Regions from separate parts of the Homo sapiens genome. Here region 2 is linked to region 1. Evidence: chromatin loops called from intact Hi-C (ENCODE). Cell type or tissue: heart right ventricle. All regions are shown on one strand.

Region 1 (8,000 bases):
CATCCAGAAGCTGCCAGCCCAGGCCCCAGACCAGGCCGATGCCCAGAGTGAGGACACCCCCAGGGGTCCCAGGGGGCTGAGGAGGCCTAAGCCATTCCCATATACTTACTGAGCTCCTGCTAAAATGGTTTTGACGACCATCAGTCATCAACATCAACCACTGGCACTTCATAGACATCATCCATACCATTAGCCATTTTTCACAGATGAGGACACTAAGGCCCAGAGAGGTTTAGTGACTTGCTCAAGGTCACGCAGCCAGAGAGTAGCAGAACTGGGATTTGAACCCATGCCTATGTGATACCAAAGCCCATGCTCCTTCCATTATACCCTCTAGGTCTGGCTTGTTTTGGGAAGCAGTGAGAGTCACCAAAGCCAAACACCTAATGGCTAACGTTCAGTGGCTTCCAGTCTCTCAGCCCTGGGGGGCTCCCGCCATTCAGACACCCCATGGCTGGGCTGCACAGGCAGGGCTGCTCCTGGGGGCTGTCATGGCAGGTCCTGAGGGCCCTTTGTTGAACTTCAAGGACCTCCTGCCCCAGCCACCAGCCCTAGATTCTCAGGGAATAAACTCCGGCCCTGCCCCTTTCAGAAGCCCTGGACATGATCTTCTCAGCTGCCCAGCACTCCAATGCAGCCATCACTGAGATGGTAAGCAGCCCGCCCTCTCCTGGAGCCCTGTCCCCCTCCCTGCAGGTCTCAGCCTGGTCCCACCCATGACACCTATCCCACTGCTGCCCTCACTGTTACCCCCCAGTCCCCGTCCCCACAAGGCAAGCCTTCCAGAAGCAGGTGAGCCCTGCCCAGACTTGGCTGAGGATGCACCCCAACCCCCTAGGAGCGGCTGCAGGACCTGTGGGAGGTGTACCAGCGCCTGGGCCTCGAGGACGACATAGTAGACCCCTCTAACACCCTGCTCCGTGAGGGCCCGGTCCTCAAGATCTCCTTCCGCCGCAACGACCCCATGGAGCGCTACCTTTTCTTGGTAAGAGGGTGCTGGGAGCTCCTCTCCACACTGGGGAGGGAAGTCCATGGGCCACTCTGGCCCGAGTCATACTGCCTGGCCTCTACCTGGCACTGCAGGGGGACAGGGAAGAGAACGCTTCTCTGTCTTTTTCTGCTTTGGCACCCAGATGACTTTGGACAGGTCACCTGCTGCCTCTAAGCCTCAGAGATTTCCAACCCACAGGTTTCCCAGACATGTCCTAGGAAGCAACAGAGTCAGAGTTTGAACCCAGTCTGACTGCAAAGCCTGTGATATTAATCTGTGCTCTAGAGAGCGCACAGCAGGAAGGAGTAAGGTTAGCTACTAGGAAGAACTGCCCTGGGTTTGCACGGAAGAAGCCGGGGGATCTCCTGACACCTGGAAAGGTGGTCCTGCCTGGAGGTCTGGGGAACAGAGATATAACCTCTTGTAAACCCCTGCCATCCTGAGCCCCTGTTGAGAAAGGCCTTGTAGGTTTCTGAGGTCTGCTATGGTCCCTTGTAGGGTGACCCTTCAGTAACCATCCTAGGGGAATTGGGAGCTTGACAGCCCCTTCCTCATCACCTACATCATCACCTGTGATGTCCTGTGAGCAGGCTGGCCAGAGTGTGTTCAAAGGGGAGCGGGTCCAGTGGTGCTCAGCCCATGCTCGGCCCACCCTCGGGGAAACCCCACCTAGCCATCCTCCCTGCCCCTGCCACGGGCCACTCACGCCTGTGTCTCCTGCAGTTCAACAACATGCTGCTCTACTGTGTGCCCAGGGTGATCCAGGTGGGCGCCCAGTTCCAGGTGAGGACCCGCATCGATGTGGCCGGGATGAAGGTAAGAGGCCCCCTAAACACCACTGGGCTCCACCTCAAGGGTAGGACTGAGTACAGGGAGTAAGAGGAGGGGCCAACCAGGTTCTCAATCACAGAACCAAACCCTTGCAGGGCCTGGGCAAACATGGAGATGGAAGAGTGTGGGGCTCTCCCCTCTGGGATCCTAGCCCTCCTGCCCTGTCCTTCCCAGCTTCCCACAGGTTTGGCCCTCCCTTCGCGGCAGTGCATGAGCCAGCTTGGCCTTTCTGTGCTTTCCCTACTGTTTATACCACTGCTTCAAAAACTTTCATGTGTGCGCGAATCCTCTGGGCATCTTGTAAAAATGCAGGTTCTGAATCAGGAGGTCTGGGTGGGGGGGTGCCTGAGATCCTGCATTTCTAACCAGCTCCCAGTTAAGATGGGCTGACAACTGACCCCACCTGCAGGATTGTGAGAATTAAATGAAATGAGACATATCCTGGGCAGTGTATGCTGATACTGTAGGAGCACAGAACACGTTTTGAGTAGGAAAGGTCTCCAGTGTCAGCTCAGCGGCTGGCTTGTGTGTGTCCCCATCTACCTCATCCAGAGATTATGGCAAATGAGCAGGGCCAGTAGTCCATGATGGAGCCCATGGGGGGACCACAAGATCCTCCTAACAGCCCCATGATGCAGGGGCTGTTAGAATCTTCTGGATTTTTTTTTTTTTTTTTGAGACCGAGTCTCACTCTGTTGCCCAGGCTGGAGTGCAACAGCAAAATCTCGGCTCACTGCAACCTCCACCTCCTGGGTTCGAGCAATTCTCCTGCCTCAGCCTCCCAAGTAGCTGGGACTGTAGGCGCGAGCCCCCATGCCCGGCCAATTTTTGTATTTTTGGTAGGAGAGATGGGGTTTCACCATGTTGCCCAGGCTGGTCTCAAACTCCTGACCTCAAGTGATTCACCTGGCTTGGCCTCCTAAAGTGCTGGGATTACAGGCATGAGCCACCACACCCAGCCTGTTTTTTATCTTTTAAAAATATTTTAATTTTACTACTTAAAAAATACAGATTATACACATTCTAAAGTCAAACAATATAAAAAATATATACAATGAAAGTCTCCGCCCGACTCTATCCCCTAGTTCCCCTTCCTGAAGGCAATCCTTGCTTCTTGTGAGGCCTTCCAGAGGTGGTCTTCGCCTAGCAAACCAATAACATATAATAGGATTGTTTCCTCATTTATGCAAGAAGCAGTGGTATACTCTACACATTTTTCTGCACTTTGCTTTTTTTTTTTTAACTAACTGCAAATGCTGGAGACTGAGGTGTCCCTGTACTTGAGAGCTTCCTCATCCTCCTGCCCAGCTGCATTGCGTCCCACTGTGCAGATGCACCGGAATTTCTTCAACCAGTCTTCTGCTGAGAGACACTTAGATTGTTTTCAGTTGTCAGCAGCTGCAAATGAGGCTGCAGTGAATAGCCTGGTACAGCCTGCCTGTGTGTGAATGTATCTGCAGTTAATCCCATTTTTAAACATGAGAAAACCAAGGCCCTAGAAAACCTTTCTAACTTAAATAACTTGCTTGAAGGTCATATCGCAAATGCTAGTTCGAGTGACCAAGCCAGGATTCAGATGCAGGTGTAACAAAGGCTGGCGCTTCTGCGTCTAACCACCACGCTCTGCTGTCGCCTATTAAGGCTTCAATCCAGAGGGTTCAAGACTATGGTGGAATTTCTGGCATCGTGGAGGACACAGCCAGAGAAGCTTCCTGACCACCCCTCTCTGCTGGCTCCTGAGTCCTGGTGTGTCCTGAGGGCTGGGACTGGAAGAAGCAGAGGTCTGGTCTGGCCCATCTTGTCACTCTCCTATTCAGCATCACCCCTACCCCCTTCAGCCCCAGAAGGGAGCTGCAGGCAGGAGTTGAACCAGAATGCTCTACCCTCTAGAGCCCCTGGGGCCTCCAGAGACCCCAGCAAAAGAGCCCCACCCCTGCTCCTGACTGGGGTTGCCTGGCATCTGGAGCAATCCAGGGCCTGGGGGTGGGGTGCAGCCTGGGAATGATGAAAGCTGATGAGGGAACATGGGTTCACAGCTCACCCCGACACCTGAGCTGACTGAAGTCTTTTAGGAGTGCAGCCCCGGCCCTGGCATCTAGCTTTCCATCCTGAAGGGGCCAGAATGTCACATAGACCAGGGCGTGTGCAGGCTTGTATGTCTGGAGTCCTTGGTGAGTGAGGCTGAGAAAGGCAGGTTTATAGAGAGCTACAGACAGAGAAATGGAGACGGGTGGCCCTGCCAAAGGACTGTCAGAGACCCAGGCATAGAAAAATAGAGATCGACAGATAGGAAGGCTAAGAAATATAGAAACCAAAACAGAGTCATAGAGAGAAAACAGAGAGAGCCGAGCCTGAGAGCATCAGATGCTTTGGGTGTGTGTTGAGAGCTCACCAGCCCTGTGTGTGCCGGGTCTCTGGAGTCTGCTAGTCTCGGCTAACATGTCTGATACTCCAGCAGCCGCACAGCACCCTCTCCTGGACGGCATGGGCTTGGCAAGTGCAGAGCTGTCCACTCACCCTACTTCTGTGCAGGAACCATTTTCTGAGTCTGTGATTTGGAGGCAAATCTTGCCTTTGACCATCATGATGGTTCCTATTGGCCTATGACTCCCTGGCCTCCTCCTTCCTAGGTGTCAGGGAGGCCTAGTTCACAGCAGCTGATTCTCTCCAAGGTCTGACTTGGTCTTAGTATTTTGCCATCCCCCACAGGGCCAGCCTGGGAAGAAGGAAGGGGTGTGGACACACATACCTAGGGGCTCCACGTACAGTTGTGCAGGTTGTACACTGCACAAGGATACCTCATCTAAGAGGATGTCTTCTGCAGCCAACTGCAGATTAGCAGACTATGATATATCATAGATGGTATATTTATAGTGAGAATTGTCCGGCAGATGGCAGTCAAATGTCTTGTTCCAACAATATCTAGGTATTATGCCAGTTTGCCAACAGATGTCAGTAAAGTGTTTTGAGGAAGGCTGTCCTTTTCTAATTACTACAAACGTACTGTATGGACTAGCAGGGGACTGAATTGACCTAGCCCTGGGGAAAGTGGTTGAGGCTCAGCTCAGCACAGTTCTGGAAACTCCTCTTGAAACCTGCTGGGGAGCTGGAAGCCTCTGTATGAACATCCCAGGGGCAGCCTGGACCCTCAGGTCAGGAGCCCCCAGTTCCCTTTTTTCTGTCAAAAGCATGATATTTCTTCCTGCTTCTGGACTGCAAACCTTGGATTTCTCCCTTCTTTTCCCTTTCCCCTCTCCCTGACCCAGTTAGAAACCTCTTCTGTCTCTCCAGTGCACCTGGGCAGGCCAGGACCATTTATGATGTTGCTTCCTAACTGGCCTTTGGGCTACAGGTTTGTCCCATTTGGCCCACATCCAGCCTGTCATCCCTTGCACACAAAGAGGTATTTGGCTCTTTCCCAAATACCTCTTTCCACATGACCGCCTCCTCATTGCCAAGGGCATCGAATCCAAATCACATCAGCCCCTTCTAAGGCAAAGACTGGGGAGTGAGGCTGCAGACTAGGCCTAACCTGAGGAAAGATGTGCTTGTACTCAGTGCTGTCTGGGTTATGGTGAGCTGCCCTGGAAGTGTGCAAAGGCCTGGCCACCACATGGGAGGCAGCAGAGGAGCTCAAGTGTTTGAGGAATTTAATGGCAACAAAGTTGCCCCACACAGAAGCTCTTGTGCTCTCAGCCTGTGTCTTAGGTTCTCTTTGCAAATCTCTCTCCACACCGTCTGAAGGAAGTGTGCTTACAGGACTCTGGGGGTAGGATGGAAATAGATGTTCTTCCATCTCACCCTTGGGGGCTGAAAACCTGGGGTGGAATCCTTCTTTTGCCCCTTAGGTGCTGTGTGACCTCAGGCAGCTCTCTTGCCCTCTCTGAGCATCCATTTCCTCATCTCCTAAATGAGGATGATAGTATCTGCTTCCCAAGATTGCTGTGAAGATTATTTTCTTCTTCTTTTCTTTTCTTTTCTTTTTTTTTTTTTTTGAGACAGAGTCTCCCTCTGTCACCCAGGCTGGAGTGCAATGGCACAATCTCAGCTCACTGCAACCTCCACCTCCTAGGTTCAAGAGATTATTGTGCCTCAGCCTCCCGAGTAGTTGGGATGACAGGCATGCGCCACCATGTCCAGCTAATTTTTGTACTTTTAGAAGAGATGGGTTTCACCATATTGCCCAGGCTGTTCTCAAACTCCTGGCCTCTAGTGATCTACCCGCCTTGACCTCCCAAAATGCTGGGATTACAGGCGTGAGCCACTGCACCCAGCCAAGGTTATTTTCTTTAATGTTTTATTATGAAAATTTTAAAGCCAAGAAAACGGTATAATGAACCTCATATACTCATCCAGTTTTGAAATCTAATTTCCTTTTTTGTTGAATCCATTGTCAAAAATTGTCATCTCCACGTCACACTGGGTCAACTTAGCTGCTGCTAAAATTCCAGGAGCCATAGGTTCCATTTGCTTGGAGCGAGGCCCAGTTGCAGGGGCATTTGCTTGGCTCAACAGGATTAGAGAGGTGGCGAACAAGCTCTGCATCCCTGTCTCTCGAATTTGAATTGTCCCTTGGGCACAATCCACCTCCCTCCCCTCCACAGTGCTGTGCCTGGGACCCGGGCTATGATGAGTCTGAACTGGTTGCCTCCCTCCTCTTGGCAGGTGCGGGAGCTGATGGATGCTGAGTTTCCCCACTCCTTCCTGGTGTCCGGGAAGCAGCGCACCCTGGAGCTGCAAGCCCGGTAAAGGAGCTGGGGTGGCGGCCCAGGGCCAGGCGGGAAAACTGGGAGGGGCTGATCTCCTCAACACCTGTGTTCACTTTCCGAGCAGGTCCCAGGAGGAAATGATTTCCTGGATGCAGGTATGGGAACGCTCCGAGGCTTCTGGGAGTCTTTTTCCTTTCTTTCTTTTTTCTTTTTTTCTTTCTTGGTACTAGACTACCTTGATGAAGCTCCTGGGATTCTCCCTAGCCTATTTGGGCTGAAGGGGAGGGAGTGGTGTATGTATGCATGTGTGTGTGTGTGTGTGTGTGTGCATGTGTGTATGCATGTGTGTGCATCTGTGTGTGCATGTCTGTGTCTGTGTGTTTGTGTGTGTGTTTGTGTGTATGTGTGCATGCATGTGTGTGCGTGTGTACATGTATGTGTGTATGTGTATATGTGTGTTTGTGTGCATGCATGTGTGCATGTGTTTGTGTGTATGTGTGTGTTTGTATGCATGTGTATGTACGTGCTTGTGTGTATGTGTCTTTGTGTGTCTGTGTTTGTGTGTGCGTGCGTGTGTGTGTGTGCATGCTCCCACACCTGCGTGTGCTCAGCTGCTCCCTGCTCTTCCTAAGGAGCTGCTCTGTGGTAGTTTGGAGACCGATCTGGGTTCCTATCTTGCTGCTTCTCATTGCCTAGCTGGGCAGTCCAGGGCCAGTCACTTACCCTCTCTGAGCCTCAGTTTTTACATCTGTAACCTGGGGCTGGTAGTTTCTCCTCCGATAAGGCAGCCCGCGTGTGTGTAGAATCCAGCGCCTGGTACCCAGTGGGCTTTCAGCCCTGTCTGTTGCATGCACGGAAGGATGGACAGAGGAGCAATCCCTCCCTTCCACACCTCAAGCCCCGACCCTCCCCCTCCCTGCACCCCAGGCCTTCCAAGCAGCCATTGACCAAATCGAGAAGCGGAATGAAACCTTCAAGGCTGCGGCCCAGGGGCCTGAGGGAGACATCCAGGAGCAGGAGGTAAATGAAGGCTTTTTCATCCCTTGCTGGAGCCACCAACCCAAATAGAGCTTGTTCCCTCTCTGTTCTGCCTATACCAGCTCAGAGGGAGAGGGAGTGTCATCTGCCAGGAGAGACTGAAGGGACCAGGGGAAGCCTTCCCAGCGCATCCCCCGACTCAGGGCCTGAGCATTCCCCTTTAGCAAAACTTCCTTTGAGAGCCTGTCTGCACAGCTGTCTTGGGGAAGTGTTTCACGTCTCTGCAGCTCCAGCTGCAGGGGGCAGTAGGGTTTTGGGTTTGAAAGTATCTGAGAAATACAAAGTCTCAGGGAAGATGGAAGGTGAGTGAGGTGGGGGCTGGGGAGGATATCTGTGGTTTGAGTTCAGATTTGAGCTGAACTCTGGCTTGCTGAGTGACTGCTGAGTCATTTGACCTCTCTGGGCCTCAGTTTCCTCACTTATACAATAGG
Region 2 (8,000 bases), 250 kb before region 1:
AAACTTGGTTGCAATTTGGAATCCCCCCAAGAAGCTTTAGAAATACTGACACCAATGTCTTACCCGAGAGATTCATGATCAGTTGGTCTGGAGTGCAAGCTGGGCATGGGAATTGTTAAAAGCTCCCCAGGGGGATTTGAACTTGCAACCCAGGTTGAGACCACTGAATGAGATTCCTGTGCAAACTCGGCCTGGCCTCCATTAAGGCTCCAGGGATGGCTGCAGCCTGGGGGTCAGATTAGCTCAAAGTCTGCACCTCCAGCTTTGGGAGAGAAGGAGGTGAGAGAAATAGTGCCCAGAGACAGGGGGAAGACCATGGGGAGAAGACAAATAAGGCTTTGACTACTCTATTCACAGTTCTTTTTTTTTTTTTTTTTTTTTTTTTTTGAGACAGAGTCTCGCTCTGTCGCCCAAGCTGGAGTGCAGTGGTACGATCTCGGCTCACTGCAACCTCCACCTCCTGGGTTCAAGCAATTCTGCCTCAGCCTCCTGAGTAGCTGGGATTACAGGCGCATGCCATCATATCCGGCTAATTTTTGTATTTTTAGTAGAGACGGGGTTTCACCATGGTGGCCAGGTTGGTCTCAAACTCCTGACCTCAAGTGATCCGCCCACCTTGGCCTCCCAAAATGCTGGGATTACAGGCGTGAACCAGCGTGCCCAGCCATATTCACAGTTCTGTGGCTGTCCACCCTGGTTGGGCTGCCTGAAGTCACTGCAGATGTCACTTGTCACCTGCTGGCCTTGGCTCCTAACCCCTTAGCACAGGGCCAACAAAAGCTGCGGTCCAGCTGACTGTGACTTCTGGGGCCGGCACCCAAGAGAACAGGCTTATTGGGTGTGGGAAAATGAAATGGGCTTCTGCAGACCACCAAATGAACACCTTATCTGGCATACAAAGGCTCAGGACAGAGGCCTAACCTAGGAGGCAGCAAAGTGGGCAGAAAAGACCTTCGGCTGTGGGGTGAGCAGCCCTGGCTGGCAGTCTCAGCTCTTCCAAGTACTAGGTCTGTTGCCCCGAGCAACTGGCTTAACCCTCAGACACTCCCCTCCTTTCCAAATTGAGAAAAATCACAGCCACTTTGGAGCTGCTGTGCAAGTAAACTATCTCCACGTACAGTCAGCGCTGGACACATGTTGCTCTGTTCCTGTCTAAAACACTCCATCCCTTTATCCAAGCTCCTGTCTCTCAAACAATTCCCATGCTTCTTGAAAATATCAGCTCCATGAGGCCCGGGATTTTTGTTTGTTTGTTTCCTGCTGTATCTTCAGCTTCTAGAACAGTGCCTAGCCTATATCAGGTGCTGTATACATATTTGTTGGCTGACTGAGAGCTCCTAGCAACGTGATGAAATGGGCTGTGCAGGTAATAATACCGTCATTCTACAAAATCACAAAAGGAGGCCAAGAGTATGTGGCTCTCCGTGAGTCACACAGCTGGTCAGTGGTGATGCCAGGAGTCAGTGACCTGGGCCTCTGGACACCTAGAGCCACAATGACAGAGCCAGATATGTGTGAGCCTGGGCAAGCCAGCAGGGATGAGAGACACCAGCCAAAACGCCAGGCTGCCCCCACGGCATACCAACTAGCTCTATCTATAGTTTCCTCCCAGCTGAGCTGCAAGGTCTGCCTCCTAATGAGCCTCTGCCTGGCAGGGGGAAGGTTTCCCTGCGGCTTACAAGTCCCGAGGGCTGACAGGCCCTGAGGGGTTTTGCCTTAAATGGACTTGAGTCAGTCCAACACTCAACTCTTCAGGAAGAGGAGCATCAGGGCCTCATCTGGGGCAGGCAGTGAGACTGGCAGCAATCTCGGCCCCCAGGTTGCACTGCGCAACACCGGGCAGTGCCGCGGTGACCGTGCCTCCCGTCTGAGCCTCAGCTTCTGCATGTGAATACCGAGAACGGTACGATGCCCTTCATCGAGGCCATCTGTGGAGATGCCTGATAGGGCGCCTGGCCCTCCTGGGAGCTCATCTGTGGCCGGATGCAAAAGAGAAGGAACTCACACATCAAGGGTGCCAGGCAGAAGTGGGAAGCTGCGGTGACTCCTTTCCTCTCTCCAGGTGAGGACTCCACACTCTTAACACCCTCTTAAAATCTACTCATTCAGCATCAAGGTGTGAGCAGCCTGACCCAGACAACTGTGGTTTAACAGGGACAAATCCTCAAGTCACAGAACATTAAGAGAGTAGGGCAAATTCCAGGAAGGCAGGGGAAGTGCTTCCTGTCATCACCCCACTTTACCCCACCGGAAGGCTGGCTTGGCTCTGATCCTGATGCCACTTCCTGTGACTTCAGCTCTGCTCAGCTAGGTCACTCAGGTTTGGCCTTGTGTGGACTGGACACATAGCAAAGGCAGGGAGACTCCAGGCCAGAGGGCCAGGCCAGAGGCAATTTCAACAGGAGGGAAATGCAGCTTCTCCTTACTCTGGCAAGTTATATAATATCTTCTCTTCTATTTCCCTTGTAAAATAGGCACAGCACTAGACCCGGCTCCTAGGGTTATTGTAAAATTTAAATTCACAAAATAAGATAACGCATTTAAACCAATTAGAATACAACTTGGTCCATGTCCTAAGTCCTCAGTAACTGTAATCGTATTACCTGGCTTCTACACCCATCATTCCGAGAACACTGCCCTTTCTCATCAGGCCCGGGTTCTCATCCTCCTGTACCTCTTCTCACAATAGGAGGGAATGATCCCTGACCGTGCCGCCCTCCTCTTAGTTCCCTCCTATCCCTCTGACCATCTCCTCTTCTTTCTTGCTCCTGGCCTCTGGCATCACCCACAGGGCCTCTCAGGGCACCAGATCTCTGGCCACCCCCCTCCTGGAGACCCTAGACTGCTGTCCCCTCCTGCTTTAGCGGTGCCTGGTCCACAGCTGCCTCCTCTCAATGTGGCTGAAACCAAGTTTACCTCTCTTTCCCCAACCTCTCAACAGCAGCAGCTCGTTTTCAAACAACAAACATAATCTTTATAACTTAAGAAGGATAATTTTTTTAAAAATGGGTTTCAGATAGGCTGTGAAAAGAACTGCGGAACACAAATCTGTGAGTAAGAATCTGGCTGCCGATCACACTGCCCATTTCTGTCGGTGGTGCCACCTTTTCCTGCCCTCAAACGCTGAACCATTATCCCTTCCCCTCTTTCACTCCCTTACCCAGGCAGGTACCAAGGCCTTTTGGGTCTTCCTCTTCCTTCTTGCTGTTCCCCTCTCCTCTCCCCTCTGAATTATTTGGTATTAAAGCCAGAAGGACGTTAATGCTTTGAGGACTAAAACCAATCCAAGCAGCTTCCCTACCTCTAATCAGAAAGCAGAACTGCCCCTAACCCCTGAGCAAGGTGCTCATTAGTAAGCCTCCCCCAGATGCACCCTGGTCACAGCCCTGTCATGCCATGTCTTGGCTATCTGGCAACAGTGCATAGGGATTAACAACACAGAATCTAGAGCCAGGCTGCCGGGGTCCACATCCTGGTTCTACCACCGGCTGGCAGCAAGACACTGGGCAAGTGACTTAATCTCTCAGGGCCTCTCTGTCTCCTTACCTGTAAAATGTGGCTAGCATCAGCACCTCTTTGCAATGAGCTAATTGTTGGGGGGATTAAATTAGTTCCTATACATAAAGCACTTAGAGCAGGGCCTGGCCCATGGTTAAGTGCTATAGGAGTCTTTGCTATTATCATGACCTGTCTGTCTCCCCACTGGCCTGGGAGCAACCTAAGAGGGAGGCTTGGGTCAATAGGCCCCCACAGCACCCAACACAGTGCCTGGGGCCTGACTGGCTTGGAAGACACGGCTGCTGAATTAAATCAACTACGTTCTGTGAGGCTCCAAGAGGTGTCTTGGAAGGAGGGGACAGTGGCCCCATTTTCCTGCACAGGGCCCTCCCCTGCCTACCCTGGAGGGCCTTCTGATACTGGCACCTCCTGAGTGTCTGTTGGGTGCGTGGGTTACACTGGGGCTGGGGGGCGGGGGGATAGGCCTGATCGTTCTTGGAGCCAGAGTGACATCCCTGGCCTCCTTGATTAACACTACTGTCAGTCACATTATGGAAGATCTGCTTCTGGACATGGGGGAGGGCCATCCTGCAGCGAGATGAGGCTAGGCTCTGCCTCAGAGTGGGAGGTGGGAGCCTGCCCCTCCCACCAAATAAATACCCACCTCCTCCAACGGCCCAGTGGTGAAGCCAGGCCTCCGAGCCCTGCTGCCCCTTTCACTGTCCCTGACAAAGCTGGCTCCTGCAACCCTGGGAGCTCCTCTCTAGAGATACAGGGTTGTGAGGGGTCAGTTGGGCCAGGGATCCCCAATTCCTTCTGCCCTGTGAGACTTTAACTGCCATACTCTCCCATCCCCCTACCTTGAATTTCCTCTCACTTTGTTTCCATCTCCCTTTATTCCCGTGCCCCTGTCCCCAGGATCCTCCACCCCTGACTTTCCAGCCTTTCCTGGGCCTTCTTTAGAACTCACTGCTCCAACCAGCCCGTCCTCTCACTGCTCCAACCAGCCTGTCCTCTCATCCCCTCACCCACTCTAGAAGCCCCAGGAGCCAGCTAGATGTGTAACAGAGGCTTGTTTGACTGCAGCGCTAAGACCGTCTTTGTTCCCAGTCTTATTTTGTGCACTTATTTATCTGTCTAAAATACATGTGCACATCTGTGCTGCCTGTGGTCAGACCACAGTCTCCCTAAAGATGGGAAGGCGACCCTGTTCGTTTAAATCCGCACAGCTAGAGGCGCCACGCTGGGACACAGGAGGCACTCAGTGACCACCTGTGGAACAGACTGTGGCTCTTCTGTCCCAGCCAAGAGGCAGGAAAAAGAACAAGCTCATGTCTCAAACTGGCAGCCTGGGGGTTTCTTCGGAGTGTAACAGGGGTGCCTGGAGGCCATTCATCTGCTGATCATCCCCTCAACATGCCTTTTCAGGCTCCCAGCTGCCCCAAGGTGTCTGGTTTTGTTTGTTTGTTTTCTTTTTTGTCTTTAAGGTTTTCTTTTTTTTTTCTTGAGACAGCATCCCAAGCTGGAGTGCAGTGGTGCAATCATAGCTCATTGCAGCCTTGAACTCCTGGGCTCACGTGATCCTTTTGCCTCAGCCACCTGAGTAGCTGGGTCCACAGATGTGCGCCACTATACCCAGATAATTTTTTTTAATGTTTTAATTTTTTTAAATTTAGTTTTAAATTTTTAAATTTTTTTTTGTAAAGATGGGGGTCTCACTATGTTACGCGGGCTGGTCTTGAACTCCTGGATTCAAGCCCATCTCAGCCTCCCAAAGTGTTGGGATTACAGGCGTGAGCCACCACGCCTGACCCCAGGTGTCTGTTTCGACACCCCAGTGCTCCTGTCGGAGTGGCCCAGAGGCCCAGCTTTCTTAGCTGTCCAGAGAGCCCTGCCCATGAGCCCCCTACCACCTCACCCACCTGAGCTGCAGCAATCACCAGGAGACAGGGATGGGTTCTCCTGACTCAACAGAAACCAACACAGTCTCACAGCTCCCATTTTGGGTGGTGGCCCCACTCGCTCTCTCGGCGCTTGCTACAATGTATAATTACATGTTTCCTTGTGTGATTATTGGATTAATGTCTGCCTCCCCTACTGGCATGTAAACACCACTAGGTTGGGTGAAGGGTGAAGACTGCACCCTGCTGATTTCCCAGCATCTAGCACAGTGCCTGGTACATGACAGGGGTTCCCTAAACATTTGTGGATGAGATGCTGAATTTGGTATTTTAGGCACAACAGAGCCTCGTTGTGTAGGTTGTGTCGTGTGAGCGTCAATGCAGTCCTGTAGAGTAGGCAGACATTTTAATACCCATTTTACAGATAAGGAAACTCAGGCTCAGACAGGTCAAGGATTGCCCAGGTTGACAGTGCTTTTTGGTCACAGAGTCAGAATTAGCAACCAGGTATCTGGTATCTACACTCAACAATCTACACTCAAATGATGATGAAGATGATAGCCAACATGTAATAAGAGTAGGCATATGTTAAAACAAAAAATCTAGCCTGGGCAACATGGTGAAACCCCATGTCCACCAAAAACACAAAAAATTAGCCGGGCGTGGTGGTGCATGGTTGTGGTACCAGCTACTCGGGAGGCTGAGGTGGGAGGATTGCTTGAGCCCAGGAGGTGGAAGCTGCAGTAAGCTGAAATCGGTGAGATGAGAAAATGTCCCTTCACTCCAGCCTGGGTGAAAGAGTGAAATCCCATCTCAATTAAAAAAAAAAAAAAAATCTGCCAGGCATGGTGGTTCACACCTGTAATCCCAGCACTTTGGGAGGCAGAGATGGGTGCATTGCTTGAGCCCAGGAGTTTGATACCAGCTTGGACAACACAGCGAAACCAGTCTCTACAAAAATAAAAAATTAGCTGGGCGTGGTGGTAGGTGCCTGTAGTCCCAACTATATTCAGGAGGTAGAGGTGGAAGGATCGCTTGAGCCTGGGAGGTCCAGGCTGCAGTGAGCTGTGATGGCGCCACTGTCACTGCATTCCAGCCTGGGTGACTGAGCGAGACCCTGTCTAAAAAAAGAGAAAGAAATCCCAGAAGCTCTTTGCACTCTACCCCGTTTGTTTATGGCAACTAGGCTGGCAGGATGTATCCCTAGGATCTTGACTCCCCAGTCTGTTGGCCAGGAATTGGGACCAGCTGCCTCTGCCTGCATCAACACCCTGCTTCCCTGCTGCCATCTGCTCCTCCACTGGGAACAATGAAAAGACAAGCTGCTGAACTCCAGGCCTGGGCACCCGGGACACCCATCTGGGTTTCCCTGGAATCCTGGGCACTTCCCATCCCCCTAACCTTGGGAGTTTCCCACCAGTGGGGATGCCAGACAGAGGGGAAAGAGGTGGGGCGGGTGGGGAGAAGAGGATCTGTGAGGCTGTGAAGAGGCAGACATTGCCGGGTGCAGCAGGGAAAGAGTGGAGGGGCTCACCAAGCCCCAGCCTGTGCAGGGCACCCCCTACTGCACAACTCCAGAAGGCCTCATTTCTACTGATGGGACTGACCACGTCAATATGAATGGGGCCACCCTCACTTGTGCTTGGGGAGGGCCCAGAAGCAGAAGGAAAAAAGAAGGGACATTTTCTCATCTCACCGATCGTAGTCGCCGTTGCAGAGGGCTCTCACGGGAATGGAGAAAGTTTGCCAGACTGGATTTAGGGTGTTCTTCATGACCTCGGTCTTGTGGCAAATGGTGAACCTGGTGAAGAAGAAGAGAGGGAAAGGCTGTCAGGCCCAAACCCAAGGGAGGCGAATGCAGGTCAACAGAGGAGTCAGCTGGTTCACATCTCTGGTTCCTGGACGACGGAAATGATGGCTTCAAAAGGTGATGAGCTGCCCATCACTGACAGCAGCCAAGCTGATACTAGGCGGCCATTTGCTGGAGATCCTGCAGAAAGGGTTCCTGTACCAGGTGAGGACCTGGAGGTGGGGACAAGTCCCAGGGTGTCAGGAGCCCTGGGTTCTAGCCTCTGCTCTGGGGCCACCTCACCGTGTGACCTTGAGCAAGCTCTCCCCTCTCTGGGCCTCCAGCTCCCCACCTGTAAACGCAGGCAGTTACCCTCTATCAAAGATTCTCCATCTGCAATTCACAGAAGGATGAGCAGATGAACCTCAGGGGTCTGTGAACCCCGGAAACACTAGGAGAAATTAGATGTATGGGTCATTTGTGCCTGCTGTTCCCCTGGCCTGGAATATTCTCTCCTCCGCTTCCATCTTTGTGACTCACTCCTCACTACCTTCAAACGCCATCTCCACGAAACCTCCCCTGACTACCGTATCTAAAATTGACAACTGCCTGGTCTCCTGCCTCTCACATCCCCTAGACTCCTCCCAGACTTTTTTTTTTCTATTTCATTTGTCACCATTTGACATTTTGATATAGTCTATTTTTTCCTTATTTATTCTGCTCATGGTCTGTCACTAAAATGTAAGTTTCATAAAAGCAAGGATTTTTGTCTCTTTTGATCACTGGCACATCCCTAGTGCCTAGAACAGTGC

The links. Peaks named below come from ENCODE experiments on the same cell type or tissue, not always from the same donor. Only the 100,000 strongest peaks of a DNase experiment are listed, where the experiment ranks them.
Region 2: it touches region 1 in a loop (4-fold over the local background); 88 of 110 quality-filtered maps call a loop at or near these places.

What each region holds. Positions count from the first base shown.
Region 1 is chr6:37,014,054-37,022,053 of GRCh38, forward strand. It overlaps FGD2 (FYVE, RhoGEF and PH domain containing 2), which reads left to right. Exons shown (of 16, transcript NM_173558.4): 6 at 1-47; 7 at 593-651; 8 at 839-985; 9 at 1,715-1,807; 10 at 6,488-6,567; 11 at 6,656-6,686; 12 at 7,459-7,551. Among named protein-coding and RNA genes, the nearest start is that of FGD2, 12 kb to the left of the region's middle. RefSeq lists an enhancer at 1-465. In heart right ventricle, CTCF peaks have their summits at 4,326 (motif pointing left), 4,528, 4,747 (motif pointing right) and 7,823 (motif pointing right); DNase peaks (open chromatin) are centred at 4,278 and 4,575; H3K27ac peaks cover 923 bases.
Region 2 is chr6:36,767,866-36,775,865 of GRCh38, forward strand. CPNE5 (copine 5) reads right to left here. Exons shown (of 21, transcript NM_020939.2): 10 at 7,096-7,200. Among named protein-coding and RNA genes, the nearest start is that of CPNE5, 68 kb to the right of the region's middle. RefSeq lists enhancers at 803-1,334, 4,053-4,552. In heart right ventricle, no CTCF peak of the experiment used is centred here; a DNase peak (open chromatin) is centred at 733; H3K27ac peaks cover 2,521 bases.